Linked DNA regions of Mus musculus: region 1 is linked to region 2. The links are chromatin loops, found by intact Hi-C in ENCODE. Cell type or tissue: left cerebral cortex. All regions are shown on one strand. Links, peaks and the distances in the headings refer to the core of each region. The heading gives the core; the rest is flanking DNA. Region 1 holds the start of Klhdc10 (kelch domain containing 10). Region 2 holds the start of Mest (mesoderm specific transcript).

Region 1 (9,924 bases), core at 1,925-9,924, 340 kb before region 2:
AACTGGTGCTGCTTATATAGGCCTAGGAGAGGCGTGTCTCACACCCAGATTGGTTATGCACTAAGCCTCATTTGCATGTTCCTCATCTGATTGGCTACTCTCTCTCTCTCTGTACCTCACAGAGCCTCATTATCATACCTTATTTGCATGTCTCACATCTGATTGGTTATACTCCCAAAGCCTCATTATCATGCCCGGGCCAGGCAGTGTCTTTGCAAAAAACTTTACTGCATATGTACACATTGGTTGTTTATCCAAACTTATGCGTGGTGGCCAGCAGTAGTCAGTGCCACTCTGCAACGGCACATGTGGCTTCCCACAAGTACACATGCCATTAATCCCAGGAGACAAAGGTAAGCAGATGTGAGTTCAAGGCCAGCATGGGACAGAGCAAGTTCCAAATCCAGGCATGGTGGTACACGCCTTTAATCTGGGCTATATCTTCTGCTGGAGGTCTACATAAGGACAATGGAAGAAGGAAGAATCACTCTTCTTTGTTTGCACTTACTTGCCAGCACATCTGTTGGAACCTACCTCTTCAGGATTCCAGTTTATACAGAAGACCATCCGAAACACCTAGCCTCGTGAAACTGAGCAACTATTAGATTCTTGGACTTCCCATTCACAGCTGCCCATTGTTGGGTTAGTTGGAGTGCAGACTGAAAGTCATTCATTCCAATATGTTCCCTTAATATAGAGAGACATTCCGTAAGTTCTGTGACTCCAGAGAACCCTGACTAATACAGGGTGTCTATGTGACGATCTACAGGGAAGAATTGTCTAGCTCCTGCTAGTTCCTAGGCTGAATTTCCCACAAATCCCACTTTTGAATGAATGACTTTTTATTTTTTCAGAGTGTTTTCAATTCACAGTGAATTAAATAGAAAGCACAGAGAGTTCACAGCTGTTTTGTTCCTGCTGTGTGGCTTCCCCATCTATCAATACACTACCCGCCAGTGTGTGCTCATTTGATAGAATCAATGAACCAGCCTTGACACACCATCATCAGCCAAAGTTCATAGTCTACACTATGTAATCTAGAATTGTTCCTTTGAAAACTATTCTTAAAAACCTCTCCATGAGGGGGGGAAAATCAAATCTACATTTTTTTATTTGTTTAATTTGTTTGTAGACCAGGCTGGCTTCGAACTCACATAGACCCACCTGCTTCTGCTTCCTGAGTTCTGGGACTAAAAGCATGAACTGCCACACCCAGCTTTAAAACCTTGTTTTAAAAACTCGAGGGAGAACAATACAATGAACTCTGAGGATCCATCATCTAGCTACAACAAGCATCAATTCTTAGCTGTTTCTAATCTGACTGATCACCTTCCTCCAGTATTCTCCACACCACCCTACCACATCCCCAGCCACTACCCTTAGTCACTGGGCTATTTTCCTAGTTCTGTCAGAGGATTTTTTTAATATTATTTCCACATAATTTTCTTTATTAAATATCTGCTTTTTCAGCTGGGCAGAGGTGGTACACGCCTTTAGTCCCAGCACTTGGGAGGGCAGAGAGGCAGGTGGATCTCTGATTTTTAAGGCCATCCTGGTCTACAGAGTAAGTTCCAGGGCTGCACAATAACCCTGTCATGACACCCACCCCATCAATTTATATATATGTATATATGCATATATGTCTGTGTTTGCATGACTGCCTGTATGGCTGTGCACTGTTTCATGTTTGATGGCCACAGAGGCCAGGAAAGGGGGTTGGACTTCCTGGAATTGGAGTTACAGATGGTTGTGGATCACTATGTTGGTGCTATGAATGGAATATAGTTCTTCTGGAAGAGCAGCCAGTGCTTTTAACAGGCAAATCATCTCTCCAGCTAACTCCGCACCCCAATTTCTCCGTTTGGAGCCAGTATCCCACTTTATATCTTTGGGTGTCCTAGAACATATGTAGACCAGACTAGGTCCAATTCACAGAGACCCACCTGCCTGCCTCTACCTTTTGAGTGGCTGAAATTACTACCATGCCCAGCAATCTTTTAAAGGTTTATTTATCTTTATGTGTATGAAGTTATGTGTACTATGTGTGCAAAGAACTGAACTACAGGCAGTTGTGAACTGTCTGGTGTGGGTGCTGGAAGCAAACCTGGGTCCTTTAGAATAAGCACTCTCAACTGCTGAACCATAGCTCCTAACTTTAAACCAAAATAACCACTGAGTCCAGTTGGTGTTCCCTGCACGTGTGGGTGGGGTGTGGATTTATACTCTGGAGCATGAGCAACTATCAGTAGCCACACCCTTGAAGAAAATGACCCTCATCCAGGAGCCATCAGTTGTCCAGAGTTCCTCAGCTGGAAGCAGAGCCTCACACGACACAGACCTGTGCTGGAATGTTGATCAGCCTGGTCTTGTGCAGGCAACTATAGCTGATATTTATGTGAACTGCAGTGAGTTGAGTCTCGTAGCACTGCCTCCCGTCTTTCAGCTCCTACATACTTTCTGCCTTTACCCAATGAGCCATTTTATTGGCCCTCATTGCTCCCCCTGCCCCCAGTGCCCTTAAGCCTTCAACATGATCATGTTATACTGTCATGTGATGCTAGTGATTGCAGACATTCAACGGGAAGTTCTCTTAATTCATTAGGGGTGGCAAAATGGTGGTATCCTACCATTCCTTGTTTATACAGAATTCTCCTAGAAAGACAACATTTCTTGGCTCTGGAGAGATGGCTTAGTGATTAAAGAGCACTGACTGCTCTTCCAGAGGTCCTGAGTTCAATTTCCAGAAATCACATGGTGGCTCATAATCTAATGGGATCCAGTGTCCTCTTCTGGTGTGTCTGGAGACAGCTACAGTGTACTTGTATGCTTAAATTAAATGAATAAACCTTTAAAAAGGATATTTCCTTATATTAGAATCAGGTTGTTCAGTTGGTACAATTCATTTTTAAAAAAATGTATATATGAGTGTTTTGTTTGCATGTATGTCTGTGTACCTTATGTGTGCCTGGTACCATTGACACCAGAAGAGGGAATTCGACTCTTTGGGACTGGAGTTACAGGTGGTTGTAAGTTACCATGTGGGTACTGGGAATCAAATCCAGGTCTTCTCGAAGAGTGGCCAGTGCTTTTAGCTGCTGGGTCATCCCTCCAGCTGGGGGAGTACAATTCTTTAGAAAAATTAACTCATTAGGGGTTTTTTTTTTCTCCTGTTTTAGGATCACAGACTTTGGTTTTGGGGAGCGGCTGGGGACAGTCTCATAAATCACAGAGTGGCTCTAAACTCATTATATAGCCAAGGCACTTGAATTTATGGGCCTCCTACTTCTGCCAGTGAGGTGTTGGGCTGGGGAGACAGGCAAGCACCATCACGCTAGGCTTCTGTTTGGTCCAGCCTTTTTTCTTAAATTTAATTTAATTTAATATATCTGGGTGTTTTGCCTGCCCTTATGTCTGTCTGTACATCACTTGCATGCCCAGCACCCAGAGGAGGTCATAACAGAGCGTCTGATCCTGAATTTGGACTTACAGATGGTTGAGAGCTGCTCTGTAAGTCCTAGGAATCGAACCAAGGTCCTCTGGACGACCAGCCAGTGCTCTGCATACATCCTTCTAGCTCTTGGTGGTCCTGGGTTTGTTTGTTTGTTTGTTTGTTTTTGTTGTTGTTGAGTCTGGATTTTATGCCGCTAAGGTTGGCCTTGAACTTGTAATGTATCTATCTGAGTGGGGCTGGATTTGAATGCCTGATCTTTCTGCCACCATCCTCGGTTGGGGATTACAAGAGTGTGTCACCATGCTGAGTTTTATACTGTGGCAGGAGACTGTACCTTTGGTGCTAGACAAGTATTTTAAGCAACTGAGCTACCTTCATCCCCAGCTCCATGGGTTTTCTTTTTATCAGATGTCAAACATTTCAATAAACTGTATCATAATGCATAATGGATAAAAATACTTCTTTTCCTACAGAAACTGGGTGTGGAGACAAAAAACCAAAATTTCATGACGACATGAAATTTGCTCACTGAGATCAAAGGAGACTTCTGGTCTCAGCACTTTCTCCTTCTCCACCCCACTCCTTAAAAAAAAAAAAAATCCAACATGTGAGGTTCTCATGTGTGAAACATCAAGGGGGTCAGCAGTCCATCAGATTAGATCTTGAAAGGTTTTGTTTCCCTTGAGAAATTTATGTTTTTTTTCCTTATTTGGAAACAGCAATGTGTATCTGCATTTTCCCACTGTGCACTGCGCCTCCCCAACTTCAAAGCCAAATTTTCGGTTTAATTTTGAAACGATGGGAATTTCTGATATTTACATTTTAAAATCACATCGTCCGTTCCATTTTCTATCGTTAACTGTGTATATTGTAAGACAATTGAGGTGGATTGTTTGTGTGTGTGTGTGTGAGTAAAACATTTACTTGATCGTGTGTCATCTAAGAGAGTATCTTTTTCTATTGTTTTTTTCTTGGCAGGCATACACAAGCCGCGTGTTTAAATAAAGATCTTCACTGATGCCTGAAAGATTTTCTTATTGAAATTTTCACTTGTGTTTCTATGATTACTCTAATATCGAACAGTTTTCGGTATTTGCTAATCGGGTTTAAAGCTGTTTGCTCTTGACGTGGCTTTTGCAGGGGAAGGGTCCCGGCAGTGCCACCGTGAGACAAAACAAATGATGAAAGCCAGGAGTTTTTTAGATTTCATCTGACTCCTCCCCCTGCCCCCACCTCCCGTGAGCCCTTTGTGTGTGGCAACAGTCCGCAGACCGGGGCTCAGTTTGCAGAACTGCAGACAGATGTACCAACACCAAGTACATGCATTGTGTACCTATGATGTTTCTAAATGCAGTGCTTATGGGACAGAATTCCGGAGTATCGACCATGCTGAGGCAGCGACCCTGCTTGGGAGTCTCCTCTGGCGTAGCCTCCCCGCTCGGTCTTCGACTATCTGGTCTGAGCCCCCAGCATCCCGGAGAAGCGGGCGAGCTCCGGGAATCGATGCGCTCTCTGAGCGTCTGCTTACGCCTTTTCTCCCCCCATCTCTTTTAGCTATAGCTATGGTTACCACGTCTCTCCCCGCCTCCCTCCACCTGCCAAGAAAGAGACTGCCCATTGGTCCACTGTCACCAAGGCGGCCAGCCATTGGTTGCTGGAGAGCCCGGCGCTACCCCGGCCCCCGTCTCCCGGGTCTCTTGAGGAGCCCGGGAAGGAGGCTCGGCTCGCGCTGCCGGGGCAGGGGCTTGCCGGGACCGGGCTGCGGCAATCGTTAGCGGGCCATGTCGGCTGCCCAGGGCTGGGACCGGAACCGCCGGCGGGGAGGAGGCGCGGCCGGCGGGGCCAGCGGGGTTAGCGGGGCCGGCGCGGCCGGCGGGGGTCGGGGCACCGGACAGCTCAACCGATTCGTGCAGCTCTCGGGACGGCCGCACCTGCCAGGTGAGTGGTGGGGCCGCTGCCGGCGAGAAGGTGGCGGTCGCCGGGCTCTGCTGCCCCTCGGACACACAGCCGAGGGAGGACAGGGAAGCAGAGCAGCAGGAAGGTGGCGTTGAGGTCAGGAGGGGAACCGGAGCACGCCGAAGAGAAGTCTCGCTGTGTCGACAGCTCGGGGAGGAGAGTTGTATTTTCCTCCCGACCGAGAGGCCGCTGTCTCTTTGACATTCCCAAATGTTTCGCTTGCCCGGTTCTTAATCTTTTCCTCTTCCGCGGATGGATGTTGTGAAAGAAAGACATTGGTGTTTAACTGTGGAAAATTATTTCAAAAGGAGTGCCAAATTAAGGAGAGGAGAGCAATATAGAAGTGATTTTGTTTGAAAGGAAAAAAAAAAAGCCAACCAACTGTGTCAGAGTTGGATATTTTGAAATGGAATGAGCATGTGAAAGTGTGTGTGTGTATGTATGTATGTGTGTGTGTGTTGGCTAGGGAGTATATGGGAAAGAAAATAAAAAAGATTAAGGGAAATGGTTGAATCAGTAATATTTGGGGATGTACAGAGACAGAATGGGTAATGGTGACTAGATTTTAAAAGGGGGAAATGAAGATCATGAATATAAAGAAACGAAAGGATGTGATCCCGGTATCAAAACTGAAAATTGGAAAAATATACCTACTGCTAAAAATTTCATGGTCTTTGAGTTCACATGTTTTAAAAAAAACAAAACAAAGTCATGTAGGTATGTGTGTAAACAGTTGTAAAAAGCGTACGTTTACAAATTTTCAGTCTGTTAAAAGGTAGAGAATTAAATCATGCACAGAATGCTAAATCATTTTATTGGGCAGTCGTGTTTTTTTTTTTTTTTCACCGTGAAGAGAATTGTCAGGAATGATGTACTAGACCTTCGCCATGTTTTTTTGTGTATGTGTGACTAGTGTTAAGTTGATTGTATCAGTGGTATATTTGTTTAGATGTTTTGAGAACCTGATTGTTTCTGAATTGTGTTTACTATTGTGACTTGTTCTTCTAGGTGGTAAAAAAAATCAGTTGATTAATTTAAAGATAACAAAGGGGATTTTACTTATTCAGAGAGATAATTACTAATATTTGTGATATGGTTTTTGATGTGTGCCAGAAATGTTCATTAACCCATTTGTTCATGCCATTAAAATAAAATTGAGACATTTGTAAATAATCAAATATACCATAAATTGGATTTGAATAAACAGTATCAGACTGGTATTCTGGAATTGCTAAATATGTGATGTTTAACAAGAAAAAAGGAGACATTTTTTTTTGTTATCATCAGTTAACAACAAAACCCTAGGTTTTCTGCATTACTAAGCCTAGAAGATAAATCCCTTGGCAAGGACTATTCCCAGTTTGCTCTCTGCCTGCAATCTTTTAAGTCTTTGGTCATAGATTAATTATTACACCATGAACTTCATGTGGGCATTCTCAGGGTCCTGCAACATACTGGTGCAGTTCCTCTCTGCTACCACATGAGGGCAGGGTAAGCCATGATTTCAAATAAGGGTCTGAAGTATGGCGCTATTTCTGCATTCCCTTAGCACAGGAGGACAAGAACAGCCATTTGTCCAGAGGTGAAGATAAAACGTGCTTAAACTGTGAAAATTGGAGAAGTGGAGTTGTCAGTCTTCGTTCTGCTTCCTTTCTTCCAGGCTGGCATTCAGCTCCTTCTTCCCACACAGGCGGTCTCCATCTTTCCCTCGTTCTCAAAATTAGAAAATTCCCAATAGCTCAATAATATATGTTGATATAAATAATAAATTCTTTCATACTAATCCTTTGTTCTCCTAGGTACTGCATATTATAGCTCTTTACTCTATTTTGAAGTAATTCAGACTATTTTAAGTGGTAGTGAGGAATAGGAAGGAATGTGTAGGTCTGTTTTATGGCTGACGCTAGAGACCTATCTTTTCTTCCTCTTTTTTTTTCTTTTTGATTTTGTGTTTGTTTTTGTTTGTTTGGTTATTAATTTTTCATCTCTTTTGACTTCTATCCCTATTTTCCAATTCACCCTTCTTTACTAAGGCTTCCACATACTTGAAGAACCTTTTTTCTTCTTTCTAACATTTCTGTCTTGTGTCCAGTCCCTGTGAAACAAAGCAGTATAATATGGTGGTGTTCCTGGAGTGTCCTCATTGTCTTTCAGGGATAGTATCTTTTGAGAAAATGTAAAAGACAAAAATCTTACTATATAGCATGTAGACCAGCGTGGCTTCAAACTCAAAGGTATCTTCCAGGCTCTACTTCCTGTGCACTGGGGTTAAAGGCCTGTGCCTGGCTTTGGTGGTAGGACCTTTATCCATCTACTTATGGGAATCTGAAAGCTGGGTCTCCTTAAGCTCCCCACCAACTTCAGTTATAGTTAGCTACCTAGTCTTGTTCATTTTGTTTCCATTGTAACTAATTCTGTCACTGTCCTTTAGGGTCACTGCAGTAGCTTTCTAAGCAGACTTCCTACGTCTGCTAGAGCCTCCCATTCATATATCACTGATCTTTGAAAATACAAATCTTTTATTATCTCTGCTTATAGCCTTTTTCTTTTACCTTTTTTGTTTTTAACATAGGGTCTAACCTTGTCCAGGCTGGCCTTGAACCTTTCACCCTTCTGTGTCAGCTTCTAGAGTAGTGGCATACAGGCACATGACACTGTACCTAACCTTTCTTGCTGCTTCATTGCTCTCACAGTAAGGCTGAGACCCTTATCGTGTCCTAGATGGCCCTACACCAAGTGCCTTCTCGCCTTGGGTTGTCCTCCATTTTGTTCTGTGTTCTCTGCTTTGCTTCCCTCAGCACAGGAAGTCACTGCACACGGGCGTCTCTCCTGGAGGAACCCGTGTGCTTCCTCCTCTTATTTAACTTACCTTTCCTGGATCTCAGTTGTATTTTTTTCCATAAGAGCCTTCTTTCACCTTTCTGACAGCCCTTCTCCCTGTATCACTCATTTTTCCTAAGGTATATATAGCATTTGTGTAGGAATATTGTTGGGAAAGACGTACTCTATGTGTGTGTGTGTATGTGTGTGTGTATATATATATATATATATATATATGTTATATACACATAAACCATATCTGCATGCATGTACCACAATGTAATATATTAACAATTAGTGACTAGGGAGTGTAGAGAGGGCTCAGAAATCAAGAAGCTGCTCTTTCAGAGCAGGTTTTCATTCCCAGCACCCACAGAGTGACTTATAACCAACCATCTGCAACTCTGCTTCCAGGGCACCTGCTGTCCTTTGTCCTCCACAGGGATCAGGCGTATAGATGGTGTACAGACATCTAGGCAGGCAAAATATCTGAACACATAAAATTAAGATTTTTTTTTTTAGGTGGAGAAGTGGTGGTGCATACCATTAATTCCAACACTTGGGAGTCAGAGGCAGGTGAATCTCTGTGAGTTTGAGGCTAGCCCAGTCTATGAAGTGAGTTCTAGGACAACCAGGGCTACAGAGAGAAACCCTGTCTTGAAATTTTTTTCTTTTAATTTTAAAAAGATTAAATTAATGTATTGGCATTATATGTAAGATATTCATGTATAATGACTTGATTGCTGTACTTCAGTCCTGCATAGCCCCACTGGCTCTGGACAAACAGATAATATTGAGTCCTTAAAAGTATCACGTACTACTACATTAGGCATTGTATCAGCACAGTGTTTTTGAAATTTTGAATATTGCCTTGCTGTTCTGCTATCTTTTTTTATTTCTAAAATATATTTTTTTCTTTAAAAACAGAATTTTTTTTTTGTGTGTGTGTGCATATGCACTCATCCCCTATGTATGTGCCACAGTGTGTATGTGGGTGTCAGAGGACAACTTTTGGGAGTCAGGTTTCTTCTTCATTCTATTGCATGGTCCTAGGACTAGAACTTGGGTCATTAGATTTGGCAGCAAGCTCATTTACCTGCTAAGCCATCTTGCTGGCCCTTTTCTGCTATTTTCTAGGATACAGCAGTGATGCTATGTTTACCCCATAGGCTAAGAACATTTTTAGGTTAGCAATTAAAAGTCTTTATATACCTAGGGAAAATATAGGGAATGGAGCTGCCATTTTGTAGATTATGCATTTAGAGATAGAGCGCAGAGAGCAAGGGACTTGGGGGACAGAGTACAAGGTAGCATTACATTTAATATGTGAGTTTAATTAAGTAAATGTGCTAGTAGGAAAAAATAGTTAAACATTGTTGCTAACACAGATAATGACAAAGAGGAAGACATACTTAACAGTAAGCTGGGTGAAAAATCATTGTGAAATCTTAATTTAAAAGTTTTAAATAAATGTAAAGTTCAAGTGGTAGAAAAGAACATGTGTTAGTCACATATGGTAGTGTCTGAGATCGAAGCCTGAGGAGAAGAGGCAGGAAGGCCTGGTCTCCTCCACATCATAGCTGCATTTGAGTTGGAGGCCATCTTGGGCTACATGAAACCTTGTCGCAAAAAGCAATAAAACAAAACATAGAGAAGGCAGGTTTTCTTTCTGCCTTCATGAATATTGGCTTCTCTCC
Region 2 (9,994 bases), core at 771-8,770:
CTCGAGACAGAAGGGCTCGTGTGCATGGGGCCCTTGCAGAACCAGGGGAAGGACAGCTGAGGAAGATGTAAACCGAGGGCTAGGAGGCAACCCAAATCACCTGCCCCAGGGGCTGCTCATCCAAGCTGGAGAGAAAATCCTGCTGTGGCAGAGAGCAAATAAAGAGGGCCCAGCGGGGCGGCGGGGTTGGGGTAGAGAGAAAAAGTGTGGAAGGCTGCGGTCTAGTCTTCCTTCTTGGGCAGCTGGGAAGAGAAAGCCAGCTTGTTTGGAAGTCGCTGTTCCTTAGAGGGCCTGTGGTGAGCAGCAAATGAGATAATGTGTGTGAGAAGGGTAAAGAGCTGTGAACATGTAAGATGCTATTAGTTAATTAGAATCCTTCAAGCCCATTGATGTTTGAGTGGCTAAGATGGCCTCTATCTGTGGAGCAGAGGGGTTCGGTAGTCGCGGCTGTGGAATTACGGGAGTAGAGGGTGGGTACAGATCATCTAGGGGTATACTGCAGCGTGAGGGGACAGCTGCTGTCTGTCCTTTTGGTTCATCTTATTTGTTTATTCGGCTTCGTTATTATTCCCCCTCCACTACTCATTTTTTGGAGCTCTTTGCTGTAAAGAAAAACAAAATTTCTTTTTTACTTCAAAAAGAGTCCAAAAAGGGAGGAAGCTATCACTTAGGAATCTATTAGATACAGTCGTTGGAGGGTGGAAGTCCTGGAGGGAGAGGGAAAGGGAGAGGGAGAAAGAGTGAGTTGGTGGGGATGTGGGGAGTTAGTTGCTGTGAGTTTATTGATACATCTGCAGTTTTGCCTCAGGTAGGGAACAGCCTGTGTAGTACTGACCCTGACTGAGGATCGTGACTGGGCAAGACTGGGTGGTAGATTTGTTCCCTGGGCAGATGCATCGCTTTGGCCAAGCCAGCATCTCTGTGTGCCTTCATTTCCACTGAATGGTAAAAAAAAAAAAAAAAAACAAAAAAACCCCCAAAACCTGAAAGGCGATTCATTGAGCTAAAGACCGGGACTTTTGCATCCCTGCTGCCAGCTCATCGGGTCTCTAGTGATGGGGATCTTGTCATGAGCCCACTCAACCCTCCCTGGCAGGCTTGAAAAATTCTTTATGCTGAATGGATTTCTGTTTCTGTGCCGTTTGTGCTCCTTGGAGCCATATGGAATAAAATGTCTAACACCGCTTCCACAAATATTTGAAGACTGTGAACACATTTCCTCCTTCCACTCACACCACAAGGCTCCTTTTCTTTAGACTAAACATGCCCAGTTATTTCAAACAGCGAGGTAGTGTGGGACCGTGCAAAGAACTCCAGGAGCAAGAGGGTTCAGCTGCTGGCTTCTGCCGCCTTAGCACAGGGCACCCTGAGCTGCTGCTGTTTCTTGAGGATGAATGGAAAGTCTCACCTAGCCAGTTTCTGTGAAAATGGGGCGTGCTCGGTGTGTGTGTGTGTGTGTGTGTGTGTGTGTGTGTGTGTATGTGTGTGTGTGTGATATGCCCATAGTAGGAACTTAAGCTATGCCAGTTGCTTTGCCAGTTGAGTCACATGATTTACAGAAGGTTTTAGTTTTACCCTAAATACATTCCTGCATGTCTAAATGTTTCTTAATATCGACTCTGTAGAGCAGAGTACTCTCAGTGCTGCCTGAGGAGCAAAAAAGCACAGGATTAGGTTATTCCAAGTATATTTGTGTAACTGCAGACACACAGTAGTTTAAAAATAAAAAACCAAACCCATCTTCCATAGGCTCAATGAAACCCCCCCCCTTTTTTTTTTAAATCAAGTAAAGCTCTAAATCTCTTTAACAAAGTGTTATTAGGTCGAACGGGTTTGCCACATTCTGCCCTTTAGTGGTTTATTCAAATCTGTTACTCTGGCTTTAGAAAGTTGCTCTACCTTGGGTTTGTCCAACCTGTTACAGTGCTCAAAATGGGTTAGAAAACAGAAAGGACGATTGAACCTACGGTAGAAGCCGGGCTGGTGGTCTCTTACTGCTTGCTGCTGTGATACGGTAAATGGAGAAGTTTCTACACTGCTGGTTTTTGCACACATCTGAGGTGCTGTTCTGATGTGAACCATGGTACAGAAGGATGTGAAGGCAACGTCCCGATTCGCGGCTGGCCGAGGCAACTCTGCTGTGGCTCACAACCGCGAACGATAGGAAATGTCTGCTAGAAGTCAGGGTACCGGCAGCAAGCGTGAGCAAGATCTGACTTCATTTATCAACTTTCATGTTTTCTCAGGTGCTCCAAGGGGTTTTAGAACGTAGGTCACATTCTCCTCGCTGCGGAGGAAGCTCCTTCTAGAAATAAGTTAGTCCTGGTTACAAGATTCCCTAACACTTTAGACTTTTAAAAGCCTTTCTCCCAGCCTTAGCTGGTCCCCAGCAGTGCGCGCCTTCCTGCGGCTCAGCCTTTGTGTCCGAGCTGCTACCCGCTTTCTCTCCCTAACCAGTTCTGCGTTCCACGCCATTTCAACCGCATCCCGCCCTTTACCACCCAAGTTATTCCTAGTCACCTCGAGCAAGAAGGATTTCCCTGGGCCTGGACTGGAATTGCTTTTGTGGTTGAGAGCTTTCACCGACTTTCCTCCCCTCCAGGGCTTAACCGTGCCCTCCCCTCCCCCCCCCCCTCTTGTTCCTTGTGGGTAGACTGTTCCCCGGCCTTCAGAATGAGATCCATTGTGGGGCACTCAATCCATTAATTAGAAAATTGCCTTCATCTTAGATGCTGGTGCTTCGGCCTGGTGAGAATGAAAGTGGAATTGTTTGTAAGGCTCAAAGGTTCCATTGACAGCGAATATGAAAATAGATAATGCAGAGGCTTTCCATGCGGGAACTTGTTAAGATCAGAATGGCTTTACTCTGTAGAAAACACCAGTGCAAATTTTGCTAAGTAATTCAGTCTTTAAAAGGTTTGGTTGTTAGTTAATATAGGTAGGTAATCCTCTACTTGTAAAGGGGTGAATTTAAATTGCGGTCTTACAGGATTTAAACATCCGTAGCTTCTCATTTAGGACACATTCCACATTCCTTCTGATGAACTACTCTTTCTGGTCTGCCCTCCACCCCACCTCTCCGCCCCCAGCCCCCAGTCGGCGCTGGCGCCCAAAGGAAACACTTTTTTTTTTTTTTTTAAAGAAAAAAACCAAAGGTTACGGTGCAGAGCCCCGGGTGCTTGGCGAAAGCCGTCCCCTCGGGCTGGAATGTTCTTTGTCTCTGGTAAATGTCTATTCATCACTCAAGACAACCCCTTCCTCCCTCCCCTTAATTACTTCCTCCCCTGTGCGCCCTCAAATTCTTGAACTTATTCATGCGGTATTTGTTAGGGGCCTGCTTTGTTGCCCACCCCATGGCGGGATCTGGGATACAAAAGGTTAATGAGACATGGTTTCAGACTTTGAGGGTCTTAGGCTGAGAAAGAAGGGCCCGACATGACAGAAAATATTCTGAAATCAAAAAGAAAATGTAAAAAAGTGCCACCCTTCGATCCCTCATTCACTTCACAATCTTGTGCATCGCCTGCGGAGGCTCCACACAAGCATTTGTTTCCTGCGGTCCCCGAAGAAGTATACCCTGGACCGCATTACGTGTTCTGATGACCCTCTCTCAGGTGCTGGCATTTTCAGTGTCAGCTGGGTGGTCACGAACTCCCCGAACATGGGAAGATACCCACAGGTTAGATCCCCCAAGGGTTCGACTGACCCATTGCAGTTCTCTGGCCCAATCTTGATCGACTGCACGGTTGGGCTTGGACATTGCAAAGCCAAAGCTGCAGCAAACCAGGCTCCGAAGAGAGGCCTGCAGCGCCCCCGCTGGGCCAGCCTGCGTTCGCAGCATCCCTAGCTTGCCCGTGCCTAGGCTGCTAGAATTTCAGGGAACGGTTCCAAACCTCACACAGGCATCACGATGCTCCGCACTTTGCGAAGGTGTGAAAGATGACTTTTAAGGGATTTGGGATTAAAAAAAAATCTACAGTTTTGTCCGCACCTCTAGGGTGTTTGCACTGTGATTGTGTTGCACGTAAAGGAGGCTTGTGCCCCCAATGAACGGTCCCCAACGCTGCTCCAGAAGGGCGCTGCAGCAGCTTCTGGCATGTGGACCACGTTGTGCTGCGGCAAAGGAAGTGTACCGGTGCCACCGTGGTGGTGACTTTGGCCCATTCTATGTGATCGCAGCCTGTCCATGAATGTGTCCACTTAGCCACTGATACCAGAGAATTTGTCCATTCCCTAGCCATTTAGTGTGCCCTTCCTTCTTTGTTATCATGGGCTAAGGGCTTGGGGTTGCCGCGCATTGGTGACCCGAATTTTTAGATGCGTACTCACTCTTAGGGCTCAAAACACACGTAGGAGGTAGAAAAGAAGTGGGTGCCGCAACAAGAACCCCAGCTTTGGGGTGTTTTATGTCTTCCAGGGTCTAGGGACCAGTGCGTGGTCCAAGGGATATGTTGGGGAGGGACTCTCTCAGACGTTTGTCATCCTTGCCCGCGGCATTAACACATGGGAAGGCTTTCTTCACTAGAATCTGGGGTTCAGGATTAGAGATCTATAAGGAAAGAGGGGGTAGCGGGTCAATACCCCTGGAGGCGCCCACGGGAAAGGCCCCCCCTCTCTGCAGCGGTGGGGAGGGGCTCTGCGGCGGGAGCGAGAAGGAGGGGCGCTGCGGCAGGATGGGCGGGTTAGAGGCGGGGCTCAGTGGGCTTTAAAAGTCGGTGCCTGCTTGCTCCTCTCTGCTTCGGCCACCAGCACATCCCGGTGCTTCTTCTCAGGCGCAGCAGCTTTCCTCTGCGGCAGCCGCACCTCGCCAAACGGCGTAGTGCTGCAGGCTCGCCCGAGTTGCTGCTTGCTGCCTCTGCTGCCGCTGCCGCGGGCCGCCCTGCGCGGACCGTAGGCTGCGCAGACGCCACCTCCGATCCTGTATCGCTGCGGGCGCCTCGGCGCGCCCTGTGATCCGCAATCCTGCGGCGGGCGGCATGGGATAATGCGGCCATGGTGCGCCGAGATCGCTTGCGCAGGTGGGTGCTGCCAGCCCGTGCCGCCAGAGGGGGTGTGGCCGGCCCGCACCCCGGAGATGCGGGAGGCAAAAATCCTTATCCAAAGGTTGCCGCCCAGCCCAAACTCTCGGAATCGCCCTCACTGATGATTTTTAGAACCAGGGTTTAGTCGCGTGAGATTTACGAATTTGAGGATTTTTGCATTAACATGTGAGAATTAGCCTTTTTTTGTCTGGGTCTTCGTTGTGGTACGATTTAGGAGGTGGTGGTGAAGCAACTTAGGATTCGAGAACCTTGGTAATGCCTGGTGTGTTCTAGGATCTTCAGAGCTGGTCATTGTTGTGGCGTGATTTAAGATTTCTAGACCACGGCATGTGATTTAGGAATTCAGGAGCTGAGATTGTCACAGAGCGACTTAAAATTTCCAGGTTCTGGACTCACAATGGCAGGGTTACCGCATAGGTGCGACTAGATCGTGCCGCGCAGTGTGGCCACGGCTATAAGTGTTGTTTGGGAGCCAGAAATGGAAACCCCGGGGGACACCGGCACGCGGCCAGGCTCTTAAAATGTAAAAAGAATTGTTTGCTTTGGTTTGTGGGTGCACAGCGTAGTTCTCAATAAGAATGAGTCAGGTGGGCTGGTTTGGTGGTATTAGATAAATATGTTTTTACATCATTTAAAGCAGTAAGAAATCAAGGCACGTAAAGTTTGTTGTGCGAGTGTGTTGAATTTTTGCTCTAAATCATGGTACCATCAAATATTAGAGAGTGGACTTAAAAATTATTGTTTAAACCTTTTGGTCCGATTGCTAGTTTCCTTGACTGCTAAAAATCTTAAAATGTTTGGGGTATTTTTACCAAGGTAACTAAAGCTGAGAATGGCTGGGGGGGGGGGTTGTCCCCCCTTTCCTGCATGGAGGAGGTGCACTGAGGTATGGTCCGGAGAGCGTGGGTGTGGCACCTCTGTTTCCCTGCGCCAGCAGGAAGCCCCTGTTCACTCTGCAGTAGGCGCCCCTCCCCGGCGTTCTGCTGAGTCACTGCGGATTCAGTGAGTCCAGCAAGGATGCCCCAGAGGCTACATGAAAATGTATGAACAGGTAACAGGACCAAATGGGTTCTGAGGAAATGAGCAGTAACAACAAAAAGACCCCCCCCTCCCCCAAACCTAATGCTTTTGCTTTTCAAAGAGGTTCAGCCTTAAAACCCGTTAGTGGATAACAGACTGAGATAAAAACCATCGTGTTCTGGCACTGTGCCAGGCATTTCTAGTATAGCCTCAAAAGGTAGAACCAAAGCCTTGTGTCTTTATTGGACAGTGACTTTGGAGGAAGGAAAAAAAAGTCTCAGCGCTGACTAAAGTTGAGGCAGGCAGCTGAGGTTCCTAAGGGGTGCTGGTTTTTACCCACCATTTCAGGTTTACAGAGAACACCCCCCCCACACACACAAAAACCCAGTCAGTTTCATCAAATTGCAGGTAATGTGTTATGTATAGGGTGCACTCAAATACAAAGACAGCGGTTTTATTTGTAGCTCACTTCCTAATGTCTGTAGCTTTAGTTTAGGAGGCACTATCCCAATTCTTTAGAGAACCCTTTCCTTGGTGACCATGGCGGGTCACAAAGGAAATGGTTTCTAATCGTGCCTTATTTCTCGCCTCCAGGATAAATTGATCTGGACCTTTGAAATCCAGGCATGGCAAGCTGGGGCCACAAATCTGTGCTTCCCCCCCCCTCCTGCCCCCCCCCCCCACAAAAGTCTTGAGTGCTAGGTGTGGGGGTGGGGTCTTAATTAAATAAAAGGGAACCACCTCAAGAGTCTGCTAAGAATGCACAAATATAATCTGCTGCCCAGACTTGTAAGAGATTAGATATTCAGGGTCAGGGCAAAGCTGCTTACTGGAATTCTCCTGGTCTCTCCCCTCAACAGTTCCATAGCCCAAATGCAGACAGTAGTGCCAAATGGGGATTCACTTGGTCAGAGGATATGTATGTGTTAGAACCCAGGAGCAGCTCTCTGCTTAAGGCCATGCAGTAAGTTACATATGTGCTTGGAAAGAATGGTAGTGAGCTAGTACAGTGACTGCCAGATGTCAAAGGGTAAAGGTGTTTATCACATTCTTCTTGGTAAAGTTTATGCCATTGTCACGTTGGGTGGGGAGGTGTGGAGTGGGGAAGGGAGGGGTGAAGTGGGGAGGGGAGGGGTGGAGTGGGCAGGGGAGGGGTCGAGTGGGAAGGGGTGGGGAGGGGAGGGGAGGGATGGGGGGTGGGGTCAAACCTCACAGTGCCCAGGTTTCCCACCCATGTTTCATTCTGATTTTTGGAAGTGTACAATGTTACCTTGGCTGCTTTTTCCACAGGATGAGAGAGTGGTGGGTCCAAGTAGGGCTCCTGGCTGTGCCCTTGCTGGCTGCGTACCTGCACATCCCGCCCCCTCAGCTCTCCCCTGCTCTGCACTCATGGAAGACTTCTGGCAAGTTTTTCACCTACAAAGGCCTACGCATCTTCTACCAAGGTGAGAACTGGGCTATTGGAGAATCCCAAGGACGTGGGTCGTGTAGGTTTCAGCTGAAGTTACTTATTTTGTGTCCCTTGGTCTGTTGCTCCACAGTGAAGGTGAGGTGAAGGTGGGGGTAGAATTGTGCCTGGTAGTAATTGCAGCCCCATTTGTATTTGAGAAATTACTTTTCTCTTTTGAGCGCCCCTAGTGTCAGGTAAGCTATATAGTATTTCGAGATCTATCTATACCTTTGTTTCCCCCACGCCCCACCCCATTCCCAAATTCATGCACTATTTTCCGTGATTTGTTATATGTAGCTGATAAGATTGACTTGATGACTGCTATTTAATTACCACACTCAGGATATTCAGTTATATTTTAACCTTCATTATTTCATTTTTCACTTAATTTTTACAACAGCATTTGGAGATAGGTGCCATTAACCTCATTTTATAGCTGAAGAAACCGAGAAACAGATTGGAAAAGATTTCTTTTGGGCGGGGGTCAAGAGCAATAACGAAAAATGTTTGTTTTTCGTAAACCGTTTTTCATTATTGCTCCTGACCCCCTCTCATGGGTTATAGCCAGTCGAGTAAGTATGCATTTTTTTTTTTATGTTGGCTTGTTGTTCTTTCCCAGACTTGATATTCAGTGTTACATCTTATTTGCATAGGTTCTTTAGGTTAAATCCAGTATATGATATTTTAATTGCTTTTAATTAAATAATTTCTGAAAACATGCTACCAAAGTTTTATTCCACTAGCAGTATTAATTTCAATCCAGTACTGTTGGCAAGGTATTTTATTGTTTGAATAATCTGAAATATGTCACATACAGAAAAAGTTCCCATCACTATTAGCCCATCTTTGTAACAGTTTGATTTTTTGAGTTGCATGAATTCTGCTAGTATATGGACAAATGGTATAAGCTCAGGTGATCCACTGGGAAGAACTGTCACATCTTAGATATTAGGTGTGATAAATATTGATTAGGGACAAAGAAGTTTTAGCTTGCTGTGATTATAGTATTTTAACTGTTTTTCCTTTTTATTTAAAAATTTGAGTTTTATATTAATGTCAGCGAAAATATGAGGATGTCTACACAACTCTTAAGTGATGATGAACAAACTGTTTTAAGGGTTTTCATGTAAAGCATGCCATTACGATTTAAAAGCGCAGATTAGGAGGAAGCTCCTGAAGTCCTGTCAGCTTGCTTTCTAACACAGCATGGTGATGTCATTCATTTAGTCTGATCCTTTTGACTGGATTAGATTTTGGTGTCGTCAAGGCTGCCTTGCATGCAGTTTGCCTCATTTCTCATTTTCCTCCTAGATTCTGTCGGTGTGGTCGGAAGCCCTGAGATAGTTGTGCTTTTACATGGCTTTCCAACATCCAGCTATGACTGGTACAAGGTAATAATGTTTCTAGGTCTGGCTTATGTCCTAAAAAAAATACTCAAAACTCAAGATATTTTTTTTGTTGTTGTTGTTGTTCTGGTCAGCCCTAGAATTCTTTTGCAGATTTGAACTGTTTGATAAAATCTCATTAAATGTAGAATTGCTTTTTATGTACTGTAAGGGGAGTAAAATACTGACTGCAGAAAGGGACACTGCCAAATTAAAGCTGGAGTTACGCTCTCCGTACAGTGGCATGCAGGCCTGTTTGCTGTGGGGCTGGGCAGTGGGAGCAGAGTGCTCACCATGCTTGCTTTCTTAACAGATCTGGGAAGGGCTGACCCTGAGGTTCCATCGAGTGATCGCCCTTGATTTCTTAGGCTTTGGCTTCAGTGACAAGCCGGTAAGCAGCAGCTGGGTGTGGTCCGTGATGGGGGTAGGTGGGTGGGTACAAATGAGGGTCTGGCAGGCACTGCTAACATCATGTTGTATCTCTGGCTTTCCTTTCCTCAGAGACCACATCAGTACTCCATATTTGAGCAGGCCAGCATCGTAGAGTCCCTTCTGCGGCACCTGGGGCTCCAGAACCGCAGAATCAACCTGCTGTCTCACGATTATGGAGATATCGTTGCTCAGGAACTGCTGTACAGGTCAGTGAAACCGGACTTCTGTCCTCTGCACAGGTGTCGTAGCTTTAGATAATGGGAAACTCAAGTATTCTGGGACCATCACACCTCTAGGGGTCGTCTGCAGCCCTTGTGGGGAGTCAGTTACTGAGCTACATGTGTCTTTTTTTCTTGCCCTGCTCCAGGTACAAGCAGAATCGATCTGGCCGGCTCACCATAAAGAGTCTCTGTCTGTCGAATGGAGGTAATTGCCTTGGTGGTAGGTGGAAAAGTAGGGTGTAGTTTCAAAAAGTCACCCTTTTAAGTCACACAAGAAAAAAAATTTAAAAATAATCTGATATTATAAACAGACACCATATATCGGGCATCTTTTACCTTCATTGTGCCATGAGTAGTTTTCATGGTTGATGGTATTTATGGAATACATATTTTCAAATCTATAGCAAATAAAAGGATAGCCATGATGGCAGGAGCCTCAATGGG

Evidence for each region. A loop is a pair of places that touch in the nucleus more often than their neighbours do. Peaks named below come from ENCODE experiments on the same cell type or tissue, not always from the same donor. Only the 100,000 strongest peaks of a DNase experiment are listed, where the experiment ranks them.
Region 1: it touches region 2 in a loop (12-fold over the local background); 3 of 42 quality-filtered maps call a loop at or near these places.

The regions. Positions count from the first base shown.
Region 1 is chr6:30,396,762-30,406,685 of GRCm38, forward strand. Klhdc10 (kelch domain containing 10) reads left to right here and starts at 5,094. Exons shown (of 10, transcript NM_029742.3): 1 at 5,094-5,389. The coding sequence starts at 5,233. In left cerebral cortex, for the core only: a CTCF peak has its summit at 6,877 (motif pointing right); DNase peaks (open chromatin) are centred at 2,259, 3,809, 4,223, 5,021 and 1 more place; H3K4me3 peaks cover 3,790 bases; H3K27ac peaks cover 3,269 bases.
Region 2 is chr6:30,733,318-30,743,311 of GRCm38, forward strand. It overlaps Mest (mesoderm specific transcript), which reads left to right and starts at 4,733. Exons shown (of 12, transcript NM_008590.2): 1 at 4,733-5,018; 2 at 7,353-7,507; 3 at 8,824-8,903; 4 at 9,211-9,288; 5 at 9,399-9,535; 6 at 9,697-9,755. The coding sequence starts at 4,993. It overlaps Mir335 (microRNA 335), which reads left to right and starts at 7,982; the gene lies at 7,982-8,079. In left cerebral cortex, for the core only: CTCF peaks have their summits at 3,808, 5,050 and 7,687; DNase peaks (open chromatin) are centred at 1,242, 2,310, 3,790, 4,093 and 6 more places; H3K4me3 peaks cover 3,764 bases; H3K27ac peaks cover 2,359 bases.